Linked DNA regions of Mus musculus: region 1 is linked to region 2. A link is a loop called in an ENCODE intact Hi-C map of the cell type or tissue named here. Cell type or tissue: heart. All regions are shown on one strand. Links, peaks and the distances in the headings refer to the core of each region. The heading gives the core; the rest is flanking DNA. Region 1 holds the start of Mkrn2 (makorin, ring finger protein, 2). Region 2 holds the start of Tsen2 (tRNA splicing endonuclease subunit 2).

Region 1 (15,306 bases), core at 2,499-10,498, 63 kb before region 2:
ACAAACCCTGTGTCTGGAGACTGCCCAAGAACATCCACCAGAGGGATGCACAGCCAGGCAACATCAACAGCAGTGAAACAATGTCAAACTTCAGCACAGCACCTTTCTAAGCCCAACCAGCTCTGTCTGGCAGCATCTGCCCTCTCGTGGGTGAACATAATCACATGACAGGAGAAAAAAATGTGTAAATATCAAGCCACAGAATCTAGATAAATATAAGAACTTCCAAAATAAATAATTGGAGAGGGGTGCACTTTAAAAAAACAAATAAATAAGTGTATTTTAGCCAGGCATGGTCATGCAGGCCTTTTACTCCAGTACTTGGGTGACACAGACAGGTGGATCTTTTGACTTGTAGGCCAGCCTAGTCTATGTAGCAAGTTCCAGGCCAGCCAGCACTACACAGTGAGATCTTGTCTCAATAAAAACAATGACATAAAAGGAAAAAAATTTAAATGGCAAATCTGATGTTGCCTTGAGGGTTTTGTAATAATGTAAATACAACACATGTATTATTCCCAATACAAATGATGGTGATGACAGAGAACACAGAGAAGACAGTGGGATAGTCTGTGGAAAATTCCTACAAAAATAGTTCTTTTAAAAAGATGCCAGGGGTTGGAGAGATGGCTCAGTGGGCAAGAGCACTGACTGCTCTTCTGAAGGTCCTGAGTTCAAATCTCAGGAAACATGGTGGCTCATAACCACCCATAATGAGATCTGACGCCCTCTCCTGGTACGTCTGAAGTCAGCTACTGTGTACTTATGTATAATAATAATAATAAATAAATCTTTGGGCCAGAGCAAGCAGAGATTGAGTGAACGGAGTTGACTGGAGTGAGCAGAGATCCCAAAAATTCAATTCCCAACAACCACATGAAGGCTCACAACCATCTGTATAGTTACAGTATACTCACATACATAAAATAAATAAATAAATAAATCTTAAAAAAAAAAAAAAAGATGCCAGGTGTGGTTGTGCATGCCTGTAATCCCAGCAGCATGAGGGTGACTGGGCAGCAAGTTGAGGCCAGACAAGTCAACAGAGTGTCATGACAAGCATCTGGGGGTTGGTTCTCATCTTCCACCTCATCTGAGGCAGGCTCTTTGCCTTATTCACTTTACTGGTTGTTACTTTCCTAAGTGTGAGCTGTTTTGAGGCTGACACTGTCAGCTTCTTTGGGCCTTGCAATGGACAGGTTGTGAGACGGCAGATCCTCAGTAGTACTTGTTAAATGCATGGGCAATCAGAGATGGCAAGACAACCTTGGCACGTAGGCATAGGGCTCATCTTAGAACTCATCTACTTCCTCAAGGCCTCACTGAGCTCTGTAGCCCAAAGCCCAGGAAAAATGCCTGGCGGGAGCAAGAAGCTCTGAGATCCATCTACCAGGTCCATACTCTTGGGAAACCTGAAGGTGATAGAGGCTCAAATCATACCCAGCCAGGTAGGTATGATTTCATAAGGTATTTCCCCTTATGAAATCAAGACACTTACCCCATTCCCTGTTTGAAAGCTTCAATTAATTCATTCTTTTTATTCTGATCTTCTACCCAATACACACTTGGAATTACAAACTCTGATATCACACGGCACTCTGGACAAGACCTGAAAAGACAACAAAACCAATAGGTCAGGAAGGGAGAAACACGTCATGAATCCTCTGCACACACCACTCCAAACATCGTTGCTCAAACACATGGCCAAAGACACAACTACCACCGTCTAAGAGCAGCTCCTGCTGCAGAACAGGTTCAACTCAGTAAGAAACAGACTCCTGAGTATTCACCCAGGACAGTCAATAAACACACAAAACGATGCTCATCATCTTCAGTGACTATGGAAGGCAAGATGACAGTTCAGATTAGAAATAAAGCCAAGTACAAGAAGCTGGATCTGCAGGTAAGAGAGAGATGGTGTGAGCACTTTGGGGGAACAATGTGTTGCTGTTTGGTTAGAGGCCAAGCAACTGTGACCATTGCTGGGGTCTAGTCTTGTGTCTGAGTGCCCACTAGCTGTTGAACAGGTACAAGCTGTTCTCAGAGAACAAAGGCAGTAATTGCTGAGCATGCTCATCAGGGGTGGCCCTGGAACATTTGCTGAGGGAAAAGGGTGTGCATGAGGACAAGCAGAGTAAGGTTTCTGTAGAGAAAGAGCTTGGCTGGAGACTGCATGACAGAAGACAAGGGTGGGTGGGTGGCAGTGCAGGCTTAGGGGACAGTGAAGTTTCTAAAACTAGACTGCATGTCAGCTGAGCAACTCTGCAAAGCACTGGATGCCACAGAACTGTACTCTTTTCTCTATGAAACTGCTGCACATAGGCAAGTTCCCCAACAATGTGCACAAGGGAGTGGGAAGTGCATAGGAGCCTTTCTCCAAGGGATCCTCAGCTCCTTTATTAAGGTGAAAACACCTGAAGAACCAAAGGTTACAAGGCAGCTAGCCTAAGGTAGACATGACAACTGTCCATAAGGACTGCAAAACAGAACCCAGCAACACCACCTGATGATGAGTTCCCAGTATGTAGAGATCACAGAGGCTGGTCACTAAGACAGGCAGATGGCACAGGACGATCTGTACAGGCTCACACAGCTGGGGGCCTGGGCTCCAGAGGGTAGCAGAGAAGCCCAGTTGCACTCACTTTATGATTGGGTTTTCAAACTGCTTGGCACATCTCCATTGACGGATGCAGGACAGGCAGTAGGTGTGGCTGCAGTTGGAGAGAATGCCAAACCTCCTTTCAGAAGCAGATGCTTTCTCCAGGATCACCTCCATGCAGATGCTGCACACTTTGTCCTGGCTCGCCTGGAAGGCAAACGCCTTTTCCATCTCATGTTCAAATGTCGACATACACATCTGAGAATGACAGGAAGGGAAGTCTTAGGTTCTCTTTGGCCAAGATCCCAGGAGTTGCTCAGCCACAGAGTCACAGAAGCTACTAGAAGCTGTGTGTATAGTCCCTGGATTCAGGACACACAGATCTGACCACAAAGTGGACCTCAAGCCACCTTGTCCTTGTTCTAAATTCCATAGTAAGATATGGTCACCTCCAGCTTACCAGCTATGGATTTCTGGACACTGAGATTACTATGGAGGTTGTAGCATTCATACACAGCGGGTCACAGGGCTTTGGCTTTTCTGAATGTCATGCCTATCCCATGCCACATCAATACAGGAAACACCGAGCTGAGTGAACTCAAATAAAAGCAGGCAGATGAGGAGATCCAGGCCCTGCTGAGTCGAGTGCACAGCACAGTGCTCTGCGTGTGGATAATGTGCACCCAGAAACCAGGGATATTCATCACCTTCCAGGACTTGGCTCTTAAGAGTCCATGATAAAAGGGCTAGAGGAATGGTGGACAGTTAAGAGCTCCTGTTGCTCTTCTAAGGACTTGAGTTTTGGTCTCAGCACCCTCATCAACTGCCTGTAATGCTAGGCCAAGGTTTCTACATTCTCTTCTCACCTCTACAGGTACTCACCTGCGCGCGCGCACACACACACACACACACACACACACACACACACACACACACACACACACACACACACACACACACACTTAGTTATAATTAGATAGATTGATAGGTAATAATATTAAGGAAAGTCCATAATAAAGGGTTTTCAAAGTTTCCAAAACATTGACTGCTGTATCCTAACTACAGAGACAAGTAAACCTAGGGAAGAAAGATGTGTGTAAGAGGGCTGTGTGTGTGTGTGGCATGCTCACACATAAATGAGGTTCTTATAGAAGTAGGAAGAGGATGCTGGGCTCTGGGGCTGGAGTTATAGGACGCTGCACAAAACAGCTATTTTTTTGTTGTTTCTTTGGTTTTTGTTTGTTTTGTTTTTTGGTTTGAGACAGGGCTTCTCTGTGTAGTCCTGGTTGCCCTGAAACTCACTCTGTAGACCAGGCTGGCCTTGAACTCAGATATCCACCTGCCTCTACCTCCTGAGTGCTGGGATCAAAGATGTGTGCCACCACTGCCAGGCTCAACAAGTGCTCTTAACTGGTGAGCCATCTTTCCAGCCCTGAACTTTGCATTTCTAATACTTCTTATTCTTTTTTGTTCTCAATAATCAAAAATGGCAACAGAAAAAGAACTTAAAAACAGAATAAAAACAAGCCAGGAACGTAACACAGGAATTTCTGGCAGAAAGATGTCTGTGAGACTCCTGAATGACTCCGTCCTGTGGTTCATTCAGGCTTCTTCAAATGATTTCATGCCAAGGTTTTTAAGTTACCTTCTCGTGAGCTTTCCTTTGTTCTGGGTCAAAGGGGTGGAGGACTTGAAGCCTGCAGATCTCACACATGTCCCCATGCAGGTAGACACAGGCATCTCCAAAGCGACACTCCCCAGCGGCAGCATAGGGGCACAACTGCGGCTCATTGCTGTAGGAGCTGCTGGCCTCCAAGTCATCCAGGCCAGTCCTGATGGCATCTAGGTAGGAATGGGGCTTCATCTCTGGGCTGGTCTGAGGGTCACTGCAGCCACCTGGATTATTCACTTTGCTTGGAGGAGTCTTATCTTCAGCCAGACCAGTGAGATCTCAACACAAAACACACACATACAAGTGAGATCTCAACACAAAATACACACACACACACACACACACACACACACACACACACACACACACACACACACACACACATGCTCAACCTGTCCTATCAACTAATAGCCCACACTAGGAATAGCTAGTGAAAAGCAGGCCCAAGAGCAACAACAGTACAGAGGCTAGAGGGTGGCCCAGGCAGTAGAACATTCGTGAACAGCAAAAGAAAATGTAGTCTTTTTATACAGAATACCAGATGGCAACATACAGACCACTTAATGCTAAAACCACCTCAAAACATGAAGGAACCAACAAGATGAACAGAACACAGGGGCTCCTTTGTAAATGCAAAAATCCTGAGACCTGAAGTCAGTGGGATTTTGCCCTGTCACACACGGCTGACATTGTCAGAGATGACCCACTGCATCAAGCTGATGATGTGTTTGCTAGGAGTAGAATGTGCCTATTCCGAGGGGAATAACCCCAAGAACTAGGAAACTTCCCAGCGAGGCCCAGCAGCTCAAAAGCCTTTTCCATTTGATGCCTTTTTTTCTCTCAAACCTGTTATGGGCCCAGACCTCATCCTTGTGCTATGTCTGAAGATGCTCTTGAAACCCCCAAAGTAGTCACTACCAGGACACAGCACCAAACAAGAAAGTGACACATGCCCACCATTAAAACACCCAGCTAGAAGTGAATAGTCGGTGACTCCTATGAAGAGGCAACTTCATGGGACAAAAGACTCCTCTGATGCTTTGCTGGGCTCAAAGTGGAGCTCAGCCAAGCTGTGGAGAGCCACCTCTGAAGCTCTGCAGCCTGTTTTCAGATCAACTCTAGACTCCTGGAGTGTCAGGAGTGTCGTGAGAAGGAGGCCTGAGAGCCCGAGAGCAGCACACCCAGAGGCAGCAAAAGCTGCACTTCACTCACTGCGGTCTCTGAGCACCAGCGTCTTCTTCTCCCGTTTTCCAGGTTCATTCGAATGTGTCCTCATAACAGATGTGGCAATGTCAGGAGAAGGGTGAGGACTATGCAGGCCTGAGGAGGGCGAAGGGTTGGGTGCAGGACCCACAGCTCCACCTGCTGCAGCTGGGGGCTTTGTATGATCATATCTGAACAAAACATAACAATGTGTCATGGCCATGCAGGCCCTAACACCTGCACCCTCCCCTCCCCTGCACCCCCAGCCACCAACAGCTGAACTCACTGAGGACCTGTTTCTGTACTCTCAACTGAAAGAGGCTATTGGGGCCATGTGTCCTGTTACCTATACCCACACCTGTATCCCAGTAGGACTGACAGAGACCCATCTACTGCCAAGGAAAGCCCTTGACACCCGTGCTACCATGACAGGCCCTTTGGTAGGAATCCTCAGGACACACTGATTGGGGGGGGGGGGGTGCATGAACAGGTGACCCACTCAAACTCTATCACTCTGCCAGACAGTGAGGACCAGATGGGCTCTGCTCACCAAAACATGGAGTACCTCACACTGTTCTAGCCTGGAGCAACAGAGCTCTGTGTGCATGAATGGCATAGCATCCACGCCAGAAGTCACCTGAGCATGAACCAGAAATGGCTTTCAAACCAATGGCATATCACCGTGTGACACACAAAACCAGTGAGGGTATTGTCTTGTAGCAGTGGGAAAGTCTAGGGTGTTCTATACAGGGTTTAAAGGTCAGACACAAATTATTAATATTCTAAATACAATTTTAAGTTAAAATCTCCCCATATTAAGGCCCATGATCAGGTAGGCATATGGCATACAGCTGTATTTCCACCATTGGAGATGGGGGCAGGAGACCAGAATTTAAAGCCAGCCTTGGCTACATATAAAGTTTGAAGTCAGCCTAGGCGGCATAAAACCCTGTCAACAAAAACCAAACAGCTCCAGTAACCACAGTCGTGGCAGCCTTGCCTGCAGCGTGCACCATAGGCGCAGTAGCCCTTCTGGTAGTATTTGCAGATGGTGGACGGCTTGCTGTTCGCCAAGTCATGTGAGAACAGGCACTGGCTGCCTTCGCGACATACGCCATGCATAAAATACCTGAGAAGCCAAGTACAGGAGAGATGAGTTATGCCTTGGAGGACTCACGAGCACTACACACCAAGCGCCCACAGTGCACTCATTTTCCATGATTTTGTAAGACCTAAGATCAGCTTTGTAGAAAAATTACCTCAAAAGTTTCTATCTTGAGGGGTTAAGAGCACTTGCTGCTTTTGCAAAGGACCCAGACTCTATTTCCAGCCTCTATACCACAGCTAACCACCATCTTCAACTCCAGGCTCAGGGGGATCTGATGCCCTCTTCTGGCCTCTTTAATCACTGCGTGCATGTGGTGCAAAGACATACATGCAAGACATACATACATTCATACACATAAAATGCTTTTCAAACCCTTCTATGGAGAAGCTCTTGCTTTATGTTGAATATGTAAGATATCAGTTTTATAACTGGAAAAACATGTCAGGAAAGAAAACCCGCCTCCCCATTCTCCTGGAGTTGTTAAAAAAAAATGACTGAGAAAGTCCCAGGCTCAGCCAAGTCCCCAAAGCCCTCTTCCTTTTCCTTGCCGTTTCACCTGTCCATGAAGACAACACATACTGCCTCACAATGCTGCTGTACTGATCCCCAAAGAAGACAGTGGCATTGGAAGTCACGAGTGATGCTGGGCATGGTGGCATTTACCTGAAATCCTAGCACTCTTAGGAGACTGGGGATTTAGCTCTATCGGTAGGGTGCTTGCCTAGCATGTGCTAAGCCATGAGTCCTACTCCTAGCACAGAATAAAGCAGATGTGGCAATGCATGCCTATAATTCAAGCACTAGGAGGTAAGAGCCAGAAGGATCAGAAATTCAAGGTCATCCTTAGATGCATAACAAATCTGAAGCTAGCCTGCACATGACACCTAGACTTAAAAAACAAATAAACAAACAAAAAACCAAGGCCAGCCAGGGATACACAGTGAGCCTTTGTCTCAAAAAACAAAACAAAGGAAAAAAAAAAAAGAAAAAGAAAAGGAAAAAGTGCACAAACCTCATGAAATGTATGTACATATGGGATATTATTCAGCCTTAAAAAGGAAAACATTTCCAACTCATGACATGAATGAGCCTTAAGGACATTGTGCCAACAGATTCATGTAAGGTACTTTGAATAGTTAAATTCACAGAAGCAGAAAGCAGAGCGACTGTTGGCAGTTAAGGGGGAAGACTGTGGGGTTCAGCATATTTGTCTAACATGTAGAGCTCCAGGGATTGCTTATATGACTAAATTATCACATTATCCAGTATCCTCCTGGGTTTCTACTCTTATGATGAACACCAGGACCAGAGCACTGTGAGTTAGAAAGGGTCTATTTCAGCTTTCAATTCCCAGGTCGCAGTCCATTACTGAGGGAACGCAAGGCAGAGATGCTGCTGACTGGTTTGCTCAGCCCAGTGAGCTGGATTCTCCCTCCCACACCAATTACTAGTCAAGAAAAAGCAATAACAGGCTTGCCTTCAGGTTAAGCTGGTGGAAGCATTCTCAACACTTCTCTTCCCATACAACTCTTCGCTTGTATTGACAACAAACTAACTAGTACACACAACATTCTTTTTTTTTTTTTAAAGCCATATACAGGATCTCATTTTGGTTAAAAATATCATAAACATAAACTAGTGAGCTAAGAGTGGTGATCCACCCAAGTATTTAATTGTCTAGGATAAGGGGCAATGGGAGAGGGAGAAGAGGGTGGAAGTAGACAGGGCTAAGCTCAATAAATATGCAAAGGGCAAAAGCTCTCAAAGCTGTTGATGCTGACCACAGGCTGCCGGAACCCAGGCATTTGACATTTTTCTTTTTACAGTACCTGCCCTTCCCAGTGTTTCTACTGTGAACATATTATATAACTGCCTTTGTAGTAACAGAAGGCTGACATCACTTTTAAATGAGTGGGTGCAGTGTGAACTGCTCCGCTCAGCACAGCTTTATTCAGGCTCCCCTGAGTGCAGCTCTTACTAAGGCCTATAAAGGACAGGACAAGTGGCGTTAGTCACACTGATGAAATCTTCCGAGTGAAGGCTGAAGGGTGGGGAAGCAGAGAGACAGGAGACACAGACACAGCTGAGGGAGGGCAGAGTTCTCAAGCTCATGTTAAGTGGAGATTGGAAGGTAGCTCTGTGTGGGGTGAGGCAGGGGCAGGCCTGCTGGGAGCCTTGACTGGAATCACACTACCAGAGCTCACCAGGTCACCTGGTCAGCAGCTGTAACACTGCTGGCTCAAAATGAGGTGCCCGGGAAGCTGAAAGGCACACGCTTAGGCTGGGATTTCTGGAGACTGCAGAACATTCCCTACTGTGGTACAGTCAGCCTGCAGGCACACACTGCAGGGACACACTGCAGGGACACGCTGCAGGGAGAGGGGGCCTGCAGGAGAAGGTAAAACAGTCCCTTTACAAAAGGCTCAGAAATGCTTTTCTAGTACAGCTTTATTGGAACGAATATTTTTAAACTTATTTAAGAACGCAGCAGGCACTTGAGATGCTTAAGCCAGAGAATTGCCATAAGCTAAATGCCAGACTAGCTACATACAACAACTTGTAGAAAAAAGGAACACACACACACACACACACACACACACACACACAGGAATAAAATTTCCCTCATCAGGCAAAGTGGACCAGCAGACTGGACCCTGAGCCAGCCAACTGTGTTGCTACTGGCCTGCCTAGTTTATCTTGCCCTGCTCCTTTATGGTAAAGAACACTGTGAAAGTAGGCTTTTGGGTAGAGCCTCCTCACATTCCATTGAACAAATACAATGTGAGGCACATATGAAATGAGATCACATAAAGGGTTAACAGTGGCCATGAATGAGCTGACTCACCAGCTGATTCCAGAGAGCCATGACCTACAACTTGCCCTGTCCAAGCTACACAAGATGACTCCTTAGAACCTACCTGCCTCTTCTTCCTCTCAGTCCCAAAACTCAAAGACTGGATCACTGAGCACATCCACATTGACACTGTTGGCAAAAGCAAGGCCCTGCTCCTTGGAGAGCTGGCCCTGTGGTTAAACCAGCAAGGCAAAAGCCAAGCACAGACAGTCCAGCACCTGGCCTTTTCCACGACAGCAAGTAGACCAGACAGAGTACAGTGTCCATGACATTCATGACAGAGTGGGCAGGCTGCTGAAGATGCCCACCTCCTGCTTAGCTTATGGAGCAAGCCTGCATCTTTGCCTTGCACACCCATGAAAGCAGAAGAGCTGGCCAGGCCCACCTATCAACTTCCTTCCCCTGAGTCTCACCATCAAGATGGGAAATGGAAAGTTCTGAACTTCTGGAGAGTCACCCACGTGTCCCAGGAGACACTTTCCAAGCCTGACATGGTTTGTAGCTTGCTAGGAGGCTAGAGGGAGTGTTGACGATGAACCTCAGGGAGAGCCCACAGCGTACAGAGGCCTTGAGCTTGCTTCTCAGCAGATAGGGATAGGGGTGGAGAGAGCAAGTAAGACCATGGAAAGAAGTCACCACAGCAAGTCCAAGGCCTCTGAGCTGGCCTAAGAACATCCTCTGGCTTCTAGAAGCTGATGGTATAGTCAGTTTCTCTAAAGGTAAAAACAGCTCACAGTGCCTCAGTTGTACCATTGTGGTTCATATAAAAGCCGTTTCCTCTTGAGTCTGGAAGGTGGGTCACAGGCAGAAGCTGCCCCATACTGTACCCCACCTGATACCTCAGGTGAGGAAAGTGCTGTGTGCTTCTCCACAGAAGGGACAGAAGGGACCACTCTCTGGACTCCTGTTCTCCCTTACCTGGCTGTGTACTGCTGTAACAGCTAGTGTAACAGCCTTGGCCTGCAGTCTAGCTGTATGCTAAACATCATGAATCTATCTAGCCAGTCTCCAGGTGTGAATGTAGTTGGTGCTGGGACTCCTCCAGACAAGAAGATATTCCATATCTAAACAATTGGGCAATTCTTTTTATTTTCTGACTCAAAAAGTTTTTTCATATATCGTCCCAGCTGACCCTGAACTCCTGGACTTAACTGATTCTATTGACTCCCCTGCCTCAGATTCAAGTGGCTGAGAGCACAGGCACACCACCACACCAGGCTTGGTCATTCCTTGAGAAATGCCCCTCAAGACTCAAGGGTTTCTCCATTTAGCCTTGGATTCTGGAACGAGATTTCTAGGCCAGGCTGGCCTTTAACTCAGAGTTCCACCTGCTTCTGCCTCCTGAGTGCTGGAATCAAAGGTGTATACCACCACCACCTGGCCATAAACATTATGTTTTAAAGAAATCTTTTATCACCTCAAAATATTTTGTGATCTCAACATACATGGAATTAAGACTCACAGTTTATGCTGGGCAATGGTGGTGCACGCCTTTAATCCCAGCACTTGGGAGGCAGAGATAGACGGATCTCTGAGTTCGAGGCCAGCCTGGTCTACAGAGTGAGTTCCAGGACAGCCAGGGTTACACAGAGAAACCCTGTCTTGAAAAACAAAACAAAACAAAAAAAGAGTCACAGTTTAAGAAACTGGGCCCTAAACCCACAAAGAAATCAGTCCTTGAGCATTTTCTATTAAGTTTTCACTGTCAGGGACAAGGCTTTTGTGAATGAAATGAGAAATCATACTATCTCACCACAAACACAAACCTACTGATATTGCAATTTTCCCACTTAAATACTTTGTATTTAGCAGGGCCTGACTCCTTCACAGCTTAAAAAAAAAAAAACAACCTTTAAAAAACAAAAATGTGTGTGTCTATGTGTTACCTGTGGCTATGTCTTTGCACTGTGTACACGTGTGATGCCTGAAGGGGCAGAACCCTGTCAGATCCCCTAGAACTGGAGTTACACATGGCTATGAGCCACTATACCAATGGTAGAATTGAACCTGGTCTCTCTGCAGAAGTAGTCAGCATCCTTAACTCTCCAGTCCCGTCCTTCATACCCTTTTATAAGGAAACCTCCTTTTCATACATTTTTGTGAGAATGAGAACATGTGAAAACTCTGAAATGTCCTGCAGTTGAGCCCGGGGTCTAAGACTCAATGCTGGCTTCACACCTGTGTCACTCTGACGCTAACCCTGGGGAAAACCTGACAATACCAAGGTCGTTTCACTGTGGAAGATGTTCATAGAGTTGACAGATCTCAAGGTTGTGATGGATGCTACTGACTGCAGATCACTGAGGAGACAAATCTCCTGTCACAACTGTGAGGGAGAGGTGGGAAGACCCATCCTGAGTGTGGAGGTGTCGATCCTTAGGCTGGGGCCCAAGACTGAATAAAAAGGGAAGGGTGACCTCGGCACCAGCACTCTTTGCTGTCTGAGTGTATGAGGTCAGCTACAACAAGCTCCTGCCACCATGCCTTCCCCTCTGTCATGGGCTGTACCTGCAAACTGAGAGTCAAAATACAGCCTTCCTTCGTTACATGCTTCATCCAGGTATAGCACTATACAGCACTACACATTCTATGACTTGACAAGGCAGCAGAAAGAAGACCACAAACACTAGTCAACCCATCTAGCCCCAGCATTCCAACTCTTACCTGCACCACATCTTGGGTTCTCTTATTTGTGAGACAGAGCTAAAACTATCTCCGGGTACAAAGGGGGAGAATCAAAATGGCCGGGCTTAAGCATTACATGAAGGTTTTGTAGACACGTGTCTTAGGAAAGCCTTTAAGTGGTAGAACTAAAAAGCATCTAGGAGTCGGGCAGTGGTGGTGCACGCCTTTAATCCCAGCACTCGGGAGGCAGAGGCAGGCGGATTTCTGAGTTCGAGGCCAGCCTGGTCTACAGAGTGAGTTCCAGGACAGCCAGGGCTATACAGAGAAACCCTGTCTCAAAAACAAAAACAAAAAACAAAACAAAAAAACAAAACCATCTAGGTGTGGTGGCAATTAATTCTTGCATGGGAAGGAGAGGTAGGCAGATCTGAGTTCAAGGCCAGCCTGATACATATAGAGAGTTTCAGGATATACACAGAGAGACTCTGTCTCAAACAACAAAACTGTAAACAAGCAGAGTTTTAGAGGTTATTTTCTAAGTAGCTTGAGTCTGCTTTAAAGGCCACTGTGGTAGGAACACGTCCTCCTGCAGACGGAAGGGAGTAAGTACCCATTCACTCATCCTCAACAGAGACGTTCTAGTAGCGATGACCTGCAAGCACTGTTACAGGACTGCCGAAAAGTTCCCATTGCTGTGATAAATCACCAGGACCTAAAGCGACTTTGGGAGGAGAGCTTAGACTTGTAGGTATCTTCTACTTAAGTGTCTTACTCCATCACTATGGGAGGCCAGTGCAGGACTCCAGGCAGGAGCTAATGCAGAAGCAAGGAGAGTGCTGTTGACTGGCTTGACCCTCTTGGCTTGCTCAGCCTTTCTTACTGCACCCAGGACCACTAGCCCAGAGGTGGCACCACCCACAGTGAGCTGGGTCCTCCCACATCAGTTATCAACCAAGAGGTTCCCTCTTCCCAAATGATGATGTCTCATGTCAACTTTGTCAAGTTAACACAAAACTAGCATATGCATACACACAGACACACACAGACATACACAAACTGCAGTTTTCTGATTACTACTTAACATAAACCACCTGGGACCTTGGTACATGGTTCAACCCTTAATATCTTAAGTCGAACAGAACTCTTCATAAAGGTATTAGTTCTAGGAGTCTGCACTAATGAGAAATAACAAGGTCATTAAATGCTTACCACATATCCAAACTACATCTCAATTTCTTAATTTACTGAAACCAACTAAAGTCTGTATAAGCCGAGGCTCCTTTAATCCAAAAAGCTTGGGCTCAGGAGAGTCTTTAATTTTTTTTGTACTTTACAGTATTTTCATGTACATAAGGTCTTGGGGATAGTACAAGAGTCTAAACACAGAATTCATCATTTCACATATGCTTATACACATACCCTGAAAAAGTTCTCTGTGTAGCCTTTGCTGTCCTGGACTCCCTCTATAGACCAGGCTGGCTTCAACTAACTGAGATCCACCTGCCTCTGCCTCCCAGTGCTGGGATTAAAGGCGTGCGCCACCACCGCCCGCCTTCTATTTAGGTATCTTAAGAGTATTGGATTTTGGAGCCTTTTGAAATTTGGGTTTCCACAGTCGGGATTCTCACAAGCCTTACTTCCCAAGCTGCACCTCCTGAGCATGCAAACTCACAGGACTAGACCCCAATGACAGCCACAAGCTCGTCACCAAGTTAGTACGTTGCTACTCAACCCAACTATTTTTGTTTCAAAATAGTAGTCACGGAATAGTTTTCTGCTTTCCACTTCGTCTAACAAGCCGCCTTTCTGTTCCTAAATGGGTGTCGCTTTACCTCTGGTGGCCTCGGTTTCCTGCATCTCGAAATGGGACTCTTCGGAGGCTCAGTGGTGATGCTGGATAAGAAATGCGACCTGCCCGTGTTTCCCCGCAATCGCCCTCGCTCACTCTCTGCAAGTCGCGGTTGCAGCAGCTCTTGCCGCTCTAGCCTCTATGCGGCCTTCCTGCGCGTTATCCGCGCTGTCCGCCCCCCGCCACCGCCCGCCTCGGCCCCTCGCCTCCCTCCCTGGCTGCCCCGCAGCGCCCAAGGCCCAGAGGGGCCGCGCACTCACCTGCAGGTGACCTGCTTGGTGCTCATGGCGGCGGGGCCACGGGCTGGAGTCGCACTGAAACCTCAGAGCCGCCAGCGCCGTGGCCCAGCCCGGCCCCGCCCCGCCCTTCCCCGCCCCGCCCCGCCCCCCGCGGAGTCGCGTCACTCCTGCGCGCGCCACCCTCGTTCGTGCGCTACTTCTAAGGTGCCGCCCGGAAACCTAACCACCATCACAATGGGTTCCGCCAGGGCCTGGAGCCGGAAGGTCCCTACTCCTTAGTAGTCCGGATCCCAACTTTCTGAGGCTAAGGGTCTGAGCATGTCTAGTATACTGAATTTACCAATCATCTGCGAGGCCCTTACTTCTAGGGTTCGGCCCCCATCTCTCAAGGCAGTCTTTTAAGATGATGATGATGATGATTGATGATGTTAATGATGATAAAAGTAATTTTACTATTTATCTTTATTTTATGATATGAGTGTTTTTGCCTGCATGTGTGGCTGTACACCAAGTGGAATGCAGTGCTGGTGCAAGCCAGAAGAGGGAGTTAGATCACCTGAAACTGGAGTTGCAGACGATTGTGAGTTACCATGTCGGTGCTGGGAACTGAACCCTGGTCCCCAACTAAACAGCCAGTGCTCCTAACCACTGAGCCATCCTCTAGTAAGAATTTTTATTTATTTATTTATTTTTGGATAATTTCATACATGTGTACAATGTATTTGATTATATCCACACCAAATATCCTCTCCCCGTACTGATCTTTTTGTGTACATACATACATACATACATACATGCATACATACATACATACGTACATAACTCAAGGCAGGAATCTGGAGGCAGACACTGAAGCAGTATGTACATATATATAATTTGGATTTTTGCAAACTACAGTTGTGTTATCAGCTTTGAAAAAGTGTCTCCTGGTTTATTGTGTTGAGTTGGCATTGTATAGAAATGAACAGCAGGGGGCTGGAGAGATGGCTCAACGGTTAAGAGCACTGACTGCTCTTCTGAAGATCCTGAGTTCAAATCCCAGCAACCACATGGTGGCTCACAACCAGCCGAAATGAGATCATGAGATCTGGTGCCCTCTTCTGGTGTGTCTGAAAACAGCAACAGTGTACTTACATATAATAAATAAATTTAAAAAA
Region 2 (15,306 bases), core at 2,844-10,843:
TCAATGGTCTAGCTTTTACTCCTGCTCTTCATTCTGCCTTTAGGATAAATTGTCTCCTCTCCCAAATTCAGCCTTGTGGTGGTTTGAATAAGAATGCCCCCCACCCCACAAGCTCCTATTGGAACACTTACTTGGTCACTAAGGAGTGGCACTATTTGAAAGGATTAGTAGGTGTGGCCTTGTTGGAGGAAGTGTGACACTGGGGACAGGCTTTGAGGTTTCAAAAAGCCCAGTCTCTTTCTGTCTTCCTGCTGTCTGTGGATCTGCATGTAGAACTCTCAGCTGTCCCTCCAGCACCATGTCTGCCTGCAACATGCGTCCTACCATGATGATAATGGATTGAACCTCTGAACCTGTAAGCCAGCCCCAACTCTTCCCATGAACAGAACACTGACTGAGACAAGCCTCACCTGCACGCTAAGGAGGTTTGACTCAAGGCTCCTCAGTTTGATGCCTAGGAGGAGGCAACGAGTCTGCTGAGATGGATTCTGGGGTGGTTTATAAAGCAGAGGCATTGTGACAGGAGACAATGGACAAGTCTCTCTCTTGAAGGCTAAATAGTAGGTGACTATTCCTCAAGACAGCTACTGCCAGGGTCGTTATATAACCAACTGGATAGACCTAGCCAATTGATTAAAAAATATTTATTTATCTTGAGACAGGGTCACATTATGTAGCCCTGACTGGCCTGGAACTTGCTATATAGATCAGGCTAGCCTTGAACTCACAGACTTCTGCCTGCCTCTGCCTCTAGAGTGCTGGAATTAAAGGTGTGCATTGCTGTGACTATCTTTAGGACTTTAAAGTTTTATTTGTGTGTGTGTGTGTGTGTGTGTATGTGTGTGAGAGAGTGTACGGGTGTTTATCTCTGTGAGTGTATGAGCATGCACGTGTATGTATGTGTGCATGCATGTGTGGGTAAGTGTGTGTATGTGTGTACTGGAGTTCAGAGGGTTGTGATTGGGGAGCCAAACTCAAGTCTTGGGCAAACCCAGTAAGTGCTCTTAATGGCTGAGCCATCATTCCAGTTGGATGCAGTATTTCTACAAAAGAAGGATTACTTTGAAATACTTACACTTTATCATTGGTGAGCCTCTAAGGCAGATCTGCAAAGCCTGACCCCCCTTTTGGGCCCCACCCATAGCTCTTGCTGTGTGCTGGGTCAGAACCCAGGCTGGCCACATACTAGACAAATCCTACAACATTCTTTTTTTTTTTTCTTCCTTTTTAAGACAGGGTCTGGCTATGTAGTAGGCTAGCCCCAAACTCACAGCAATCTTCCTATTTCAGTACTTCTAATCTACACTGCTACGATTTCAGTGTTCTTCATCATGCCTGGTTTTTACTTTCAGTATTGATTGATTGATTGATGTCCATTTGCAGCTAGCCCAGGCTGCCTTGAGTTCACAAGCTTCCTCTCGGCCTCCTAAATAGTAGGATATCAGAACTGCACAACCAAGTTTGGCTTTATTCTTTCTTTTTAACTGGTACACAAAAACACAAAATCTGTAACATCAAGAGGTAACATGGCTTCCATCCGTGTACACTTGTGTAATTTTTAAGTCAGGCCTAAATCTACCTCCTCAAATCCTTTCATCTTCAAAAACACCATGGATTGCCTTTTAAAAAAGAAACATTAAAAAAAAAATGTGTTTCAGTGCTTTGCCTGCATATATGTCTGTGCACCACATGCATGCGGAGGTCAGAAAAAGGAATTGGCTCCCCAGGGATGTAATGGATGGCTGTGAGCTGCCATGTGGGTGCTAAGAACTGAACCTGGGTCCTATGCAAGAGTAGCCAGTACTCCCAAAGGCTGAGCCATCTCTTTAGCCCCCAAAATGCATCTTTCTTAGGCTTCCATTTTGGTTTACCCACAGCTCACAGCTTTATGCTCTCATTTAATATCATCACAGTGAAGCCACAACCCCATCCTGCTTTCTGCATTTCTAAGGCCAAGGCTAGCAGGCAGCCTTCCTGGAGGTAGCCCACTGGTTTTACATGCTCTGTGATGGGTGAGCTCGATGGCAAGGCAAAGAGACTTCATCTCAGGATCGCTTCTTGCAGCTGATATGGCTTTCCTGTCATTATTCAATTAATATAACAATCCCTGGCCATTAGCCCACCCTATTGAGCAGATTTCCTGCAGATCAACATCAAGATGAACTGTCATGAATTAATGCTATTTAGATGAATTAATGATTTTTATAGGATTCCTGATTCAATTCAAATAATTTGAGGAAGAAAGGTTTTGTTTTGTTTTTTTTTTTGAGACAGGGTTTCTCTGCAGAGCCCTTTTGTAGACCAGGCTGGCCTCGAACTCAGAAATCCACCTGCCTCTGCCTCCCAAGTGCTAGGATTAAAGGTGTGCACCACCACAGCCCAGCTTACTTTTAAATCTTAAATTCTACTTATTTATTTTTTTGTGTGTGCACACACACACACACACACACACACGCACGCGCGCGCACGCGTGGAGGTCAAAGGACAGCTCAGAAATCAGTTCTCTCTTTCCACCATATGGGTCTGTGATAATTTGACTACATCTGAAATTAACTAAAAAAAGGCAAGTAGTTGGATGCAGGTGTAAGAAGTTTTTCTTGATTGGGTCATTTGAGGTAGGAAGACCCACTCTAAATCTGGGCCATTCCTTTTGATGGCAGCCCACATAAAAAGGACCCAGAAGAAGGAAGCTTTCGCTTTTTGCCTGCTTGCCCTCACTTTCCAGTTCATCTACCCCGCTGCTGTGGCATTCCTTCACTGGCGTTAGAGCCTACTTCCTCAGGGTTCCAAGGTTGCTAAAGACCAGCTAAGACATCCAGTATTGTGGACTGAAGGACTATTGGATTCTTGGACTTCCTATAAGGAGACGGACAGCCACTGTTGGACTACTGGACCACAGCCTGTAAGCCACTCTAATAAATCATATAAATATATATATATGAACAAACCCCTTCATCTATAAATATATAACAATATATGTATATATAAATATATGTATATTTCACACACATACAAACTCTTAACACAGTTCATCTGGGAGATCTAACTCAGGTCATAAGGATTGGTGATAAGCACTTTTATCCACCAAGTTGCCCACCACCAGGCCCATGTTAATAAATCGGTTTAACAATGCCATGGTTATTGTAAATTCTACCTCTGAACCAACGAGCTCCTTTTGACAGCAGCACAGGCAGGGAGAAGTTCCTACACACAGCATCCTACCAGGCAAAGTGTAACAAAAAGCTTGATTAATAGTTTTCCTGTCTTTGAGGGGCAAAGGATTGGAATCAAGGCCCTATATGTGTAAAGGCTTCTAACCATTCCAGAAGGAAGGTGCAACGCATTTCCAAGAACTAGAAAAGATCCTTTTGCCTGATCTGCTGGCAGATGGGAGACTCTGAGTTCAAGGCCAGCCTGGGCTAAGTAGTGAGACAGTCAAAAAAAAAAAAAAAAAAAGTCAAGCTAAACAGAACAAGTAGCTGTTTTGATGCAAATTCTTGTAGCTGCTCTGCTCTTCATTGTCAGTGTTGCCTCTCTTTCAGAACTTACCATGTCCCCAGGACTCGTAAGCACCAAATGAGAGCGACACGGCTTACCTTTCCATCTGGCAGCCAGCGTGGGGTTGGCGATTGTGAAGTTTGGACGGCTTCTGGAAAGAATCCCCTTTCCAAAGTAACCCTTTCAAGAAGAGACACGGGCGCTGCTCAGTGGTTAGGCTCCAGCTGCAGTGGGGTACACTACTCAACAGCCTCACGTCTCCCCGATTTCCTAGTGATCACACCCCCACCTCTGCAGTGCGTATAGTGTGTGTAGGTGTTCATGTGCGAGTGTGAACATGTGGGTGTGCAGGTGCACGTGTGCACATGTGGGTGTGCAGGTGCAGTGTGCACATTTGGGTGTGCAGGTGCACGTGTGCACATGTGGGTGTGCAGGTGCACGTGTGCACATGTGGGTGTGCAGGTGCACGTGTGTACATGTGGGTGTGCAGGTGCACGTGTGTACATGTGGGTGTGCAGGTGCACGTGTGAACATGTGGGTGTGCAGGTGCAGTATGCACATGTGGGTGTGCAGGTGCACGTGTGCACATCTGCATGCCATCAGTGTTGACTATTTCCCATAGGGCTGGGGTCTGAACTTAGGACCTTGTGTACTCTGCCCACGGATCCATCTCTGCAGCCCTCCAGCTTTCAGCACCAGCTCGTCTTTCTCATGACAAATTACCCTGGCCTGTGTCTGGCATCCCTGAAGGCATTAGGACAGGCAGGGGCAGCTTTTTCTCACATGTGGCCCAGGAACACAGTGTACCTGGGAGTGAGAGCTATACCCACTGCAGACATAGGTATTCTTGGATTCTTCTGTACTCTGGAGAGGAAGTGTCCCTCTCTCTCCTGCTGTTTTCCCCGAAATACATAATCTTCCTGGTTTTGATTATAAATAAACAGAAAAAAAATCAAATAGTAATAAGATGAATAAAACTTATTCAGTATGTGTAAAGCCTCATTTTACCTTAGTCACAAACAAAGGCCTCAGCAGGGAACTGTAGGCACATAGGACCCAATGAGGCCTTAATGCACCAGGTCCCCAGGGACCCCGAGGCTGAGGCCCCTGACATTACTGTAAACTCTCTAGAGAAGGTAGAAGCGAGGCAGAATGCCTGTCATAGTCCTGAGCTGGGAGCAGGAGCAGGATTCACTGTCATAGGTGGGGATGGCAGTGGGGATGGCAGGTACAGTTCAGAGGTGGAACACATGATCCTCAGTGCAAACCCCAGCACCAAACCAAACTAGCAAACCCTAACACTGGATTCTGATGACAGAACACTGCTCCATTAATTTATAATGTCACTGAATTAAAGGTATGCTTATAAGGAGTGAACATCATGGCTATAAACTACATCTCAATCAGTTTAGGTAAAAAAAAAATCAATTACTTTTTAAGACCAGTCATATTTAATTTATGTGTATGGGTGTTTGCCTGCATGTATGTCTATCTGTATACCATATATGCCTGGTGCCTTCAGAGGCCAGAAGAGGGTATTGAATCATCTGGAACTAGAATTACAGATAACTGTGAGCTGCCATATTGGGGCTGGGATCAGATCTGGAAAAGCAGTCACTGCTCTTAACTGCTGAGTCATCTCTCTATCAGGCTGGCTTTTAAAGTGTCCTAGCAATAAAAACGAGATGGAGAGTGGGTCTCATCTGTTGTCCTGTCTAACAAATGCCAGCAAGGAGAGAGAGAGAGCAGAGATGTTGGGGAACTTTCCACAGGCCCTGGCTCATGGGTCCCATGCCACTGTGTAGTGACCTCTGGGAAGGGACAGGAGTCAGTAGGGATGACTGTCAAGTCTTTACTCATTATCTTTCTGTAAATTACTTCTCTGTCTTTACTATACAGCGCTTCACCCTGTGTTTTTGGTTTGTGGTTGGGCATGTCTAGCTCTCAGGCTTACAGTTGAAGTTTCAGAGCTGCTGCTTATAGTTGGTTCTGGGAGGAACCTGGAAGAGGAGGTGGCTGCTTGGGGTGTCCCCAGGAAGGAACCAGAACGGCCTGGGCTTACCTTCCCATACAGCTGCTCCATGTCCTCTGTGCCCCTCACCACCACATTGTTGCTAATCATTTCAGCCTGGAATATTCGGAATTCCTTCCTGGGACCTTGGTCCTGACCAAAGGGGATGGGCAGTGGTGACTCGTAACTCTCATAGACTCTTCTTTTCCTCTTAGGAGCACGGAAGACTGCCTCTGCCATTCTTCAAGGATAACAGGTCTCTAGAGAACAAAGGAGAGGAACCAGTCAGTAAAAACGGACCATCAGAGCCAGCACAATCAGAACCAGGTTGACCTGGTCTCTGGGGGAAACAATGAACTAGAAGACACCATGTAATAAGGACATCAGTCACGGGGGTATCTCAGATGCTAAGACCTCTAAGAAGCCAGTGCCATCACCTTAACTGAAGCTGGTAACACCAAGGCCTTAAGAATTCCTGTCTTTGAGCCAGGCGTGGTGGTGCACACCTTTAATCCCTGCACTCAGGAGGCAGAGGCAGATGGATTTCTGAGTTCGAGGTCAGCCTGGTCTACAAAGTGAGCTCCAGGACAGCCAGGGCTACACAGAGAAACCCTGTCTCGGGGGGGGGGGGGGTGTGGGGCAGGGAGAAGGAAATCCACGAATCATAGCAGAGTCACTGTCATTTAGGGGCCAGTTATGTCCTACGAAACGCCAGTGGGTGTGTGCAGGGACTGAAGCCAGGCTGTCCGTGCTGTATTCTACCCTGTGTGCTGGCTACCGCAGTGTACACACCACCATCAGGAAGCTGCTGCATCTTAGCTGGAAAACCTTTGGTAAAAGTCCCACCGACACTGGGCTTTAGCTCATCTATAAAGGGGTAGAAACCCAGCTCCTCACAGCCATGGTTCACAGAGGACAGGGCCTGGCAGAGTGGCATCACCCAGACTCTGATGATGCTGGTTATGAAGTGAGCGCCAGCAATGCCATTTTACAGTCAAGGCAACACTCAGGTCAGTGAGGCCCGTAAGGGCCCTGTGAATGACATCACTGGATTAACATCAGGGCTGTGGGAACCAGAGCCCAGGCCCTCTCTGTGGCTCCTGCTCAGACACAGGTTTGCATCTGTTTACTGTGGTCTAGGTCTGAGTGAGATGCCACACAGCTACCAACCAGGTAGAGACTTACCTAGAAGGATCCAAGGAAGCTGATGTGAAGACCTCTTTATTCTGGGTCTTACTTATTCTGACCCAAGGAGACAAAACCAGTGTGGAATACACACAAAAGTGAGTTGGATGTGACACGGAGCTGGGGCCGGCTACCAGCACCGAGCATTGCTGAGTCACAGCCCATGCAAGTGTGTACATTCCAACTGACAGACGCTTCACCAGGCCGGTGGGGGATTTGAACCTGCAGCTGTCTAGGGTCAGGTCTACACATGACTTAAACTGGGAGCTTACTGAGGAGGTGGGTGTCATGACCATTAAAGAGGAAACGATGTGGCAGGAGCACTGCCTGCTCTTTTAGAGGATTCAGGTTCCACCCTCCGCATCCACAGGGTAGTTCATGCCCATCAGTAACTCCAGTCCCAAGGATCCAATGCCCTCTTTTGGCCTCTGTGGGTACTGCATGCATGATAAGCACAGACAAGACACACAGGCAGGCAAACACCTGCAAAATGACAGTCGTGGTGGCGGTGGTCATAACAGAAACATCAAGCCCTGGCCAAGGTGTTCACGAAACTTCTCATGAAGCCAGGAATGTCAATAAAGACAGAAGGAAAGATGGACCAAGGAAGTTAGAACAATGGACAAGTGCGTGTCAAAGATAACCACGCACGGGGATGGAGAGAGGCTTGGTAGGTACTCATCCAGAAGAAAGACCCAGGTTCAATTCCCAGCATGCACATGGTGGCTTATGCCCACCTGCAACTCTAGCTGCAGGGGATCAGAAAGCCTCTTCTGGCTCCCTGGGGAACAAAGTACTCGAACGTTACATGTCATAAAGCAGATACATACAGCCAGGTACATATGTATAGGGTAGACCAGACCAGGACGGTGGTCTGGAGGACTGGATATAAAGGCTTTTAGTTGCTTCTTTTCCTAGTGCTGGGAATTGAACTCAGGGCCTGGATCATTCAAAGAAAACTCTCTATCAAAGGAGCCACAGTCCCAGCCCAGCCACATTCTTTTTTTTGTTTGTTTGCTTTTTTGTTTTTTCGAGACAGGGTTTTTCTGTGTAGCCCTGGCTGTCCTGGAACTCACTCTGTAGACCAGGCTGGCCTCAAACTCAGAAATCCGCCTGCCTCTGCCTCCCAAGTGCTGGGATTAAAGGCGTGCACCACTATCGCCCGGCTGCCCAGCCACATTCTTATTCCCATTGTACAAGTGAGAAGAATGGCTTGCAGCGTGTGTGTGTGTGTGTGTGTGTGTGTGTGTGTGTGTGTGTGAATGTATCTGCAAAGACTGTTAAGGAGAAACCTGCTCATGCCTGTCACCAGAGCACCACAAAGCATATTTCTGTCCATCAAAAGCAAGGCCTGTCCTTCATTCTTCTCTTAATCTGCTAGCCTAATATTCATTTAAAAATTTCGGTTTTGCTGACACGTGGCCTTGTTATGCAGCTTTGGCTAGCTTTAAACTATGATCTTTCTGCCCCAGCCTCCCATGTACTACAGCTAAAAGCACGAACCATGACACCCAATGGTCAGCCCAACCCCGCTCTATATGCTTCTACCGTCAATCCAAGCACAAAGCATACAGTAAAAGGTGGGTCCATATCACTTTCCAACACTCTTGGATCAGGGGTCAAAGAAGCCTCTCTTATGGCAAACTTACTCATGGTCTCTTAGCATGTATTTTATTTATTTATTTATTTATTTATTTATTTATTTATTTATTATTTTGAGATGAGGCCACACGTAGCCCAGGCTGGCTCCAAACGTGATATGTAGCTGAGGAAACTTAAAACCAGCTTGATGCTCTCGCTTCCATCTCTGGAAGTTGGGATTACAGGCGGGCAGCAGCTTGGTTGGATGCGGTGCTAGGAGTAGACAACAGGCTGCCAACCGAGTCCCATCCTCAGCCCCTCGTGGGCTCCTCATCATTTGCAAACACACTTTCATCTGTGTCCCCCACTGCACAGCTCCTGGGCCGAGGTGCAGGGCTGAGGGCCAAGGCAGACCAGCTTGGGGCTGGGGCAGATGGCATCTGTCAGCGAGAGCGAAGCGCTCCGCAGCCCTCGGGACGCTGTGCCCATGCGCGCTTGAGTGACAGCCACAGCTCCCACCCCGCTCCCGCCTGAAGTCGCTCGCACGCTGGACACAGAACGCGAGAAACAGGACTACTCAGTCTTACCTTTCGCCGCCACGCGCGCCCACCGTTACCCGGCAACCGGGGGGCGGCGCTGCAGCCGTCAAGCAGTGCGGCCGCAAAACCAGTTGCACGCAGCCGCAAAAGGGACTGGCTGTGTCCTAGCACAGCACGCCTGCGCACTGTACCGCTGACGATACATTCCGCCCCATCCCCCGGCTAAGTCTAATGAGGAAGGCTAAGGGGTAATATATCCCGCCTTAATTCTCACAGCAACCCCCAAGGTTTGTTTGTTTGTTTGTTTGTTTTCCTTTTGAGATTACATAGGTCTCACTGTATAGCCTTGGTTTGCCTGGAACTCACTTTGTAGCCCAGATTGGCCTTGAACTCATGGAGGGACACCTGCCTTTGCATTGCCAGTGCTCACTGCCTGTAAGTTCTAACACAAGGTCCATTTTTTAGAGATGAGATATGAAGCAACCTGCCCCAAAAGGCTGCCCTTGACCTCAGTGTGATATGAGATTTTTTTCAGCAGTGAACCCTGAATGCTACCAGGGAAGATGTGCCCACTGGAGCAATAATGGTGCGAAGGTTACAGAGGCAAACCCACATTACTGATTGACTCTGAGGCTGTTCGACGGAGGGAACTCATGCCTGGTATTGTAAACCTGATCTAAAGTCTCAGGAAGTCAAAGGCCCTGAGGAGAAACTGACTAGTATCTTGTTAAATGAAGAGGCCCAGCTACTTCCAATTTTTTTGGTTATACCCACAGCTTAGTGTTACCTTCGCCCCTGGCCAGAGAAGCTCCTCTCTGCAGAGGGCTGTGGTGACTACACAGGCTCAGTACTGGTCAAAATGCTGGCAAGTGACTGCTGAGAGCTCAGCTTTAAATGGGGTATCTATATTAACCCTTGCCTGCCCGAGGCTGAGGAAACATGGAAAAGGAGGGTGATGCAGAAAGGAGGCAAGAGCCAGAGGATGGGAGAGTGCTGTCTTCTGAACATGACAGAGCCCAAGGCATTCACGGACTCACAGCAGACTTGGGTACCTACATAAGGCGTGGTCAAGATCAAGCCTGAAAGATCAGTTAACCTTCTAGCCGGCAGTACTGACTGTATTTGATGGATGACCAAAAAGATAAAGGGCAAAGGGAATGAAGATAGGAAGGGATGAAGGGATGTGTGGGCAAGTAGAGGGATGGGAGGGGAGAGCTGGGGGTGGCTGTAGTCAAGATACACTGTATGAAACTGTTTAAGAATACACAAAAGATAACAACAAAATGTAAAACAAAGAATGCAGACAGGCAGGTAAAGTTTCTGTCAGGTGTGGTGGTGAGTGCCTTTAATCCTAGCATTTGGTAAGAAGCAGCCAGATCTCTATGAATCGAAGACCAGTCTGGTCTACATAGCAAGTTCCAGATCAGCCTAGACTATATAGTGAAATCCGCCTCCCCTTCCTCCCTCCTTCCTTCCCTTCCTCCCTTTCTTCCTCCCCACCCTCCCCTTCCCTAGGTTGGGGTGTGAATTAGTTGTAGAGCAATTGCCTATCATGCAGAGGTCCTGGGGTCCATAAAAACAAAACAAAACAAAACATAAAAATGTTTCTCACATTTCCAACTTTTGCTATCTTGTTTCTTTCATATTCTTCATATCTCAACCTCCTTATTGGACTATTTGAAGATAATTCCTACCCACACATGGTGGTATGTATTTATAGTCACAGTTACTATGGTAGCTGAGAAGCTAGCATCTTTTGAGGCTGGGAGTTCAAGGCTGGGCAGTATACTAAGACCCTTGCTTATCTCTTAAAAGAACATCATGAAGCAGAGCCTTGTTCTCACACGCCTTTAATCCCAGGCAGAGGCAGGCGGATTTCTGAGTTCGAGGCCAGCCTAGTCTACAGAGTGAGTTCCAGAACAGCCAGGGCTACACAGAGAAACCCTGTCTCAAAAGAACAAAAACAGAAACAAAAAAACCAACCAAGCAAGAAAAAAACCAACCAACCAACCAAATAAAAAACCACCACCTATGAGAGGGGCTATAGAGGTGGCTCAGGGGTAAGGGGTTAAAGAGCACTGGGCACTTTACCAGAGAACCTGTGCTCAATTTGCAGAACCTACTTTGTGGCTCACAACCATCTGTAATTTCAGTTCCAGGGGATCTGATGTCCCTTTTTGGCGCTAAGCACAGACATGTGTAGGCAAAACAGTCATGTGCTGGCACACTTTTTTTTTTTTTTCTTTTGTATATGCGTGCATTGTAGCTGTCGTCAGACACACCAGAAGAGGGCATCAGGTCCCATTACAGATGCTTGTGAGCCACAGTGTGATTGCTGGGAATTCAACTCAGGACCTCTAGGAAGAGCAATCAGTGCTTTTAACTGCTGAATCATCTCTTCAGCCTGGCAAAAACAGTCATAAACATAAAATAAATCAATTTAAAAATAAATAAAACAAGAACCTTAAACAGCATGTAAGATCTCACTCATGATATCCTAGTATAAATCTCTTAGTGTATTATATACGTGTAACACAGACACATATACTTGTATCAACTGTGTAGTTGATTCTATTTCTGGTAGTCATGCGTATCCTATAAAGTTAGCAAATATTGACCTGTTCTTCCCAGAAGAACACTGGGGTGGCTTCTGGGAGCCTTTGATCACAGCCTTTTCATCCTGTGGTCAATATAACCTTGTTTCACAGTGGTGGCTCTATTTAAAGCCAGACTCTGTATTATCTGCCGTTCATTCATTAACATTGACCTCACAGCCCACATTGCAGTAACTGGTGTGTGCCAGGGGCTTATCTGAGCCGTATTTCCTCCAGTAAATCACATTTCCTGGCTGAGCAACACTGCATCACTTCAGCACTCTGCCTAGGGGCATTTGAAACACCAAAATCACAAGTAAAAACCCACAAGAGTGTAGAAATCTTGGCATTCACTAACCCAGAAAGCATGCTTTTGTTTGTTGTTCTGAGAGCTGGAACTAGAAGGTGGGCTTCTGAGGGAGTGTGCGCATGGCTGACTCTGCAAATCTGCGAGGGATTGCAAAAGTGAGGCCTCATGTTGAGGACACACACACACACACACACAATCTCAGAATTCCAGAGTAGTGTTAAAAACAAACAGAAAGGAGCTGGAGAGATGGCTCAGTAGTTAAGAGCACTGACTGCTCTTCTGACGGTCCTGAGCTCAAATCCCAGCAACCACATGGTGGCTCACAGCCATCTGTAATGAGATCTGACGCCCTCTTCTGGGGTGTCTGAAGACAGCTACAGTGTACTTACATATAATAAATAAACAAATCTTTGGGCCGGAGCGAGCGGGACCAGAACGAGCATAGGTCCTGAGTTCAATTCCCAGCAACCACATGATGGCTCACAACCATCTGTACAGCTACAGTTTACTCATATACATAAAATAAATAAATAAATCTTAAAAAAAAAAGAAAAAGAAAACAATTAATCTAGGTGTCAACGCAGGGAACACATGACTGAAGGGAAGGAAGCTGGGCAGTGCAAAAAGGGCGACCAAGACCCAAACCAGCCAGCAAGCACTCGGGGTTGGGGGACTGAGGGGGTGAAGGGGGTGGGGGGCAGGGACTTTACAGCAGGCGCTGCCTCTGCCTCTTCTCCATTGGCTGGGGGCTGATCTCACAGACTTGGGATATTGGTTAGTTTTAAAAGAATACAAAGCAAAGACAATGAAGAAAAGGGATTGGAGCTTCAGGCCATCAAGTTCTGGGAATGTGTGTAGGGGAACGTTCTGCATAAACAAAAGTTATTTATTTATTTTTTAGTGGAGGTAGGGAGATTTATGGAATCTTAGATATCTGTCAGTCTATCAATAATCTATCTATCCATCCATCCATCCGTCCATCTTCCTATCTAACTCTCTATCTCTTGAGACAGGGTTTCTGTGTGTAGCCTTGGATGTTCTGGAACTCGCTTTGTAGACCAGGCTGTCTGGAATCAAGATCCAGCTGCCCCCACCTCCCGAATGCTGGGATTAAAGGTGTAAACTATTTTTGATAGACTAAAACAAGCAAACATTTCTATCAGTATAAAGGACATTTGTCTACTACATAGTAAACACAGCAGGAAATGGACATCAAATCTTTTGTTTGTTTGTTTTTTGTTTTGTTTTTCCAGATAAGGGTTTTTCTGTGTAGCTCTTCCTGTCCTGGAACTTAACTCTGTAGACCAGGCTGGCTTCAAACTCAGAGATCTACCTGCTTCAGCCTCCTGAGTGCTGGGATTAAAGGTGTCCCAACTGTCTGGGGACACCGAATCTTAATGTGAGTCATGAACAGAACCAACACATAATTTTTTAAAATATATTTTTTTAAAAAGTTGCCCCCCCCTCCCACGTACTTTTTGTTGGGGGTGAGGGTGGGGGAAGGGGAAGGGGTTTGAAACTGTTAACTGTTAAGTTTCAAATTTGGGACAATAGGCTGAGGTGCCTATTTAACATATCAAAGTAGACCTGGCCACCAGGTTCTTCCAGCATCCCTTAGTCCCTACCTGTTACAGGATATGGCTGCTATGCCCCTGCCCTCTACCCTGAACTCTCCAGCCCAGGGGCTGGGCTAGGGCTGCCCTTTTCCCAGAGACTCTTCCCTATGTAACCCAGATATTTTGGTTACCTGCCTCTCCTTTTGGGCCTTTGGCCTCCTGGCTGTTGTACTTGGTTCCTGTCTCTCCTTTTCCCTCCCCCCTCTCCCCATATGGTTCAGGTCATGACCACTTTGGACTCTCCCAGATGTCTCTGCCTCTGGCTATCTCTCCCTTATATCTATAATAAACTTACTCCTCCACCATACTTAGGAGCAGTTATAACCTTGTCTTCCTCCCTCCCTGCCTCTCTCTCTCTCCCTTCCTTCAGTTTCTTCCTTTCTTCCCATTCAGAAACCGTCTGATGTTGCTGGCTTCAAACTCTGCATGTAGCACAGAATAACCTTGAACTCGGATCTTCATCTCCCAAGTATTGGGATTATAGGCATGAAATTTGGTGTATAGATTCGACAGTTTTCAAGGCTGAAGTTCGAGGTCAACTAGATGATGCCCTGTGTTTTATCTAGCCATCCTGCTCACCTCTACTATGGCCATTGTGTGGTTGTCATAGCACGCCTGTGAGTTGGGTGCTATCACCTCTGTCTCTGTTTCGGGTAGCTGGGACCAGAGCAGGCTCCATGGACTCCCAGCCTCAACGGCCTCATGGGACTCTAGGGCTTAGCTCAAACACCCAAACAACAAGCATGCAGTGTTGGAAAAAAAAAAAAACCAAAAAAAAAAAAAAAAACCACGACTCTGTTAAGAGTTGGTGGGAGGGCAGGTGATGGCGGTGGGGCCCTTGATGGACTAGGAAGGCTTCCTAGAAGAGCTGGCTTAGAAGCTGGGGGCCTGATGGTTGTCTGGAGCACAGGGCTGGCCACAGTGAGAGGCTGGACTCAGCTTGGAGGTTCAGGGAGGAGCTGGACCTGGCCGGGGCAGGAGGTCGGAGTCGAGATAAGGCCGGATAGGCAAGGTGGGGCGGATTGTGGAGGAGCTTGAATTCCAGGCTTGGCTTTCGGACTTTACCCCGCAGACAATGGGGAGCCGGCCGCATTTCTGAGCAGGGCTGGGCAGACCCTGTCGCACCATTGTTTTCCTGAGAGGCCGGACCCTGCAGTGTTGCATCTCAACCACGAGATGGCGGCATTTCAGCAAATTTCAACCACTCCAGGTGAAGCCTTGTGCTGATGGGCACCATCTTCAACTAGAGCTGCGGAAACACCAAATCTACCCGACCCAGGATGCGATCCAGCTTCATCCTGCTGGCAGAACAAGCCTTCCTCAGTTTTGAGGGAGAATCTGTTGAACCACAGAAAAGGAGAGGCCCGTGTTGCTAGACGCCCTATGACCACTCGACCACTTTTCCGGGGTGGGGGCCACTCCTGTTTCACCTATAAACAAGGGTTCCGCATTAACTTGGGGCCACGTGGTGAGGGGCGAGCAGCGAGCCCTCGAGGTTTGCTGGGCCTTTGCATGGTATCCAGCTGCTGCCTTTAGGCTATTGTGGTTGTCAGAAAAAAATAAAAACCCAACTAAAACAACCCAGATCACCATAGTATTATTGAAGAAGTCACCTGGCCCATTTCCACTCCTTTTTTTTAGAGGGACAGGAGCTTGATCCTTTTCAAGATCCTCCAAGTTAGAGATCAGAACACTGGCTTCACTAGATGCAAACAGGTAAGTGACTTGTCCAAGGTCACACAGAGCTGACACTTGCTCGAGGCGATGCTGGATCTCAGGTTTATTATGCCCACCTCTCTCTGCCTTCCTTTAACAGCCTAACACATCCTATTGTGGGGCTAATTTCTTAGAGAAACTTGTGTGTACTACTCGTAGACATACAAAGATCTTCTTTTTAAAACCGTGTCTGCATATGTGTCTTGTGTATCGGTTTGTGCACAAGAGTGCGGGTGCCCAACCAGGCCAGAGGTGG

The links. A loop is a pair of places that touch in the nucleus more often than their neighbours do. Peaks named below come from ENCODE experiments on the same cell type or tissue, not always from the same donor. Only the 100,000 strongest peaks of a DNase experiment are listed, where the experiment ranks them.
Region 1: it touches region 2 in a loop (2.2-fold over the local background); 3 of 42 quality-filtered maps call a loop at or near these places.

The regions. Positions count from the first base shown.
Region 1 is chr6:115,600,878-115,616,183 of GRCm38, reverse strand. Mkrn2 (makorin, ring finger protein, 2) reads right to left here and starts at 14,246. Exons shown (of 8, transcript NM_023290.3): 1 at 14,171-14,246; 2 at 6,475-6,603; 3 at 5,484-5,665; 4 at 4,245-4,549; 5 at 2,643-2,857; 6 at 1,499-1,609. The coding sequence starts at 14,196. In heart, for the core only: a CTCF peak has its summit at 6,868 (motif pointing left); no DNase peak of the experiment used is centred there.
Region 2 is chr6:115,538,285-115,553,590 of GRCm38, reverse strand. It overlaps Tsen2 (tRNA splicing endonuclease subunit 2), which reads right to left and starts at 8,900. Exons shown (of 12, transcript NM_199033.2): 1 at 8,863-8,900; 2 at 5,561-5,769; 3 at 3,597-3,678. The coding sequence starts at 5,749. Gm36355 (a long non-coding RNA gene) reads left to right here and starts at 8,944. Exons shown (of 7, transcript XR_869382.3): 1 at 8,944-9,249; 2 at 9,350-9,474; 3 at 14,407-14,544; 4 at 14,976-15,050. In heart, for the core only: CTCF peaks have their summits at 7,125 (motif pointing left) and 8,863; DNase peaks (open chromatin) are centred at 7,129 and 8,940; H3K4me3 peaks cover 1,645 bases; H3K27ac peaks cover 1,086 bases.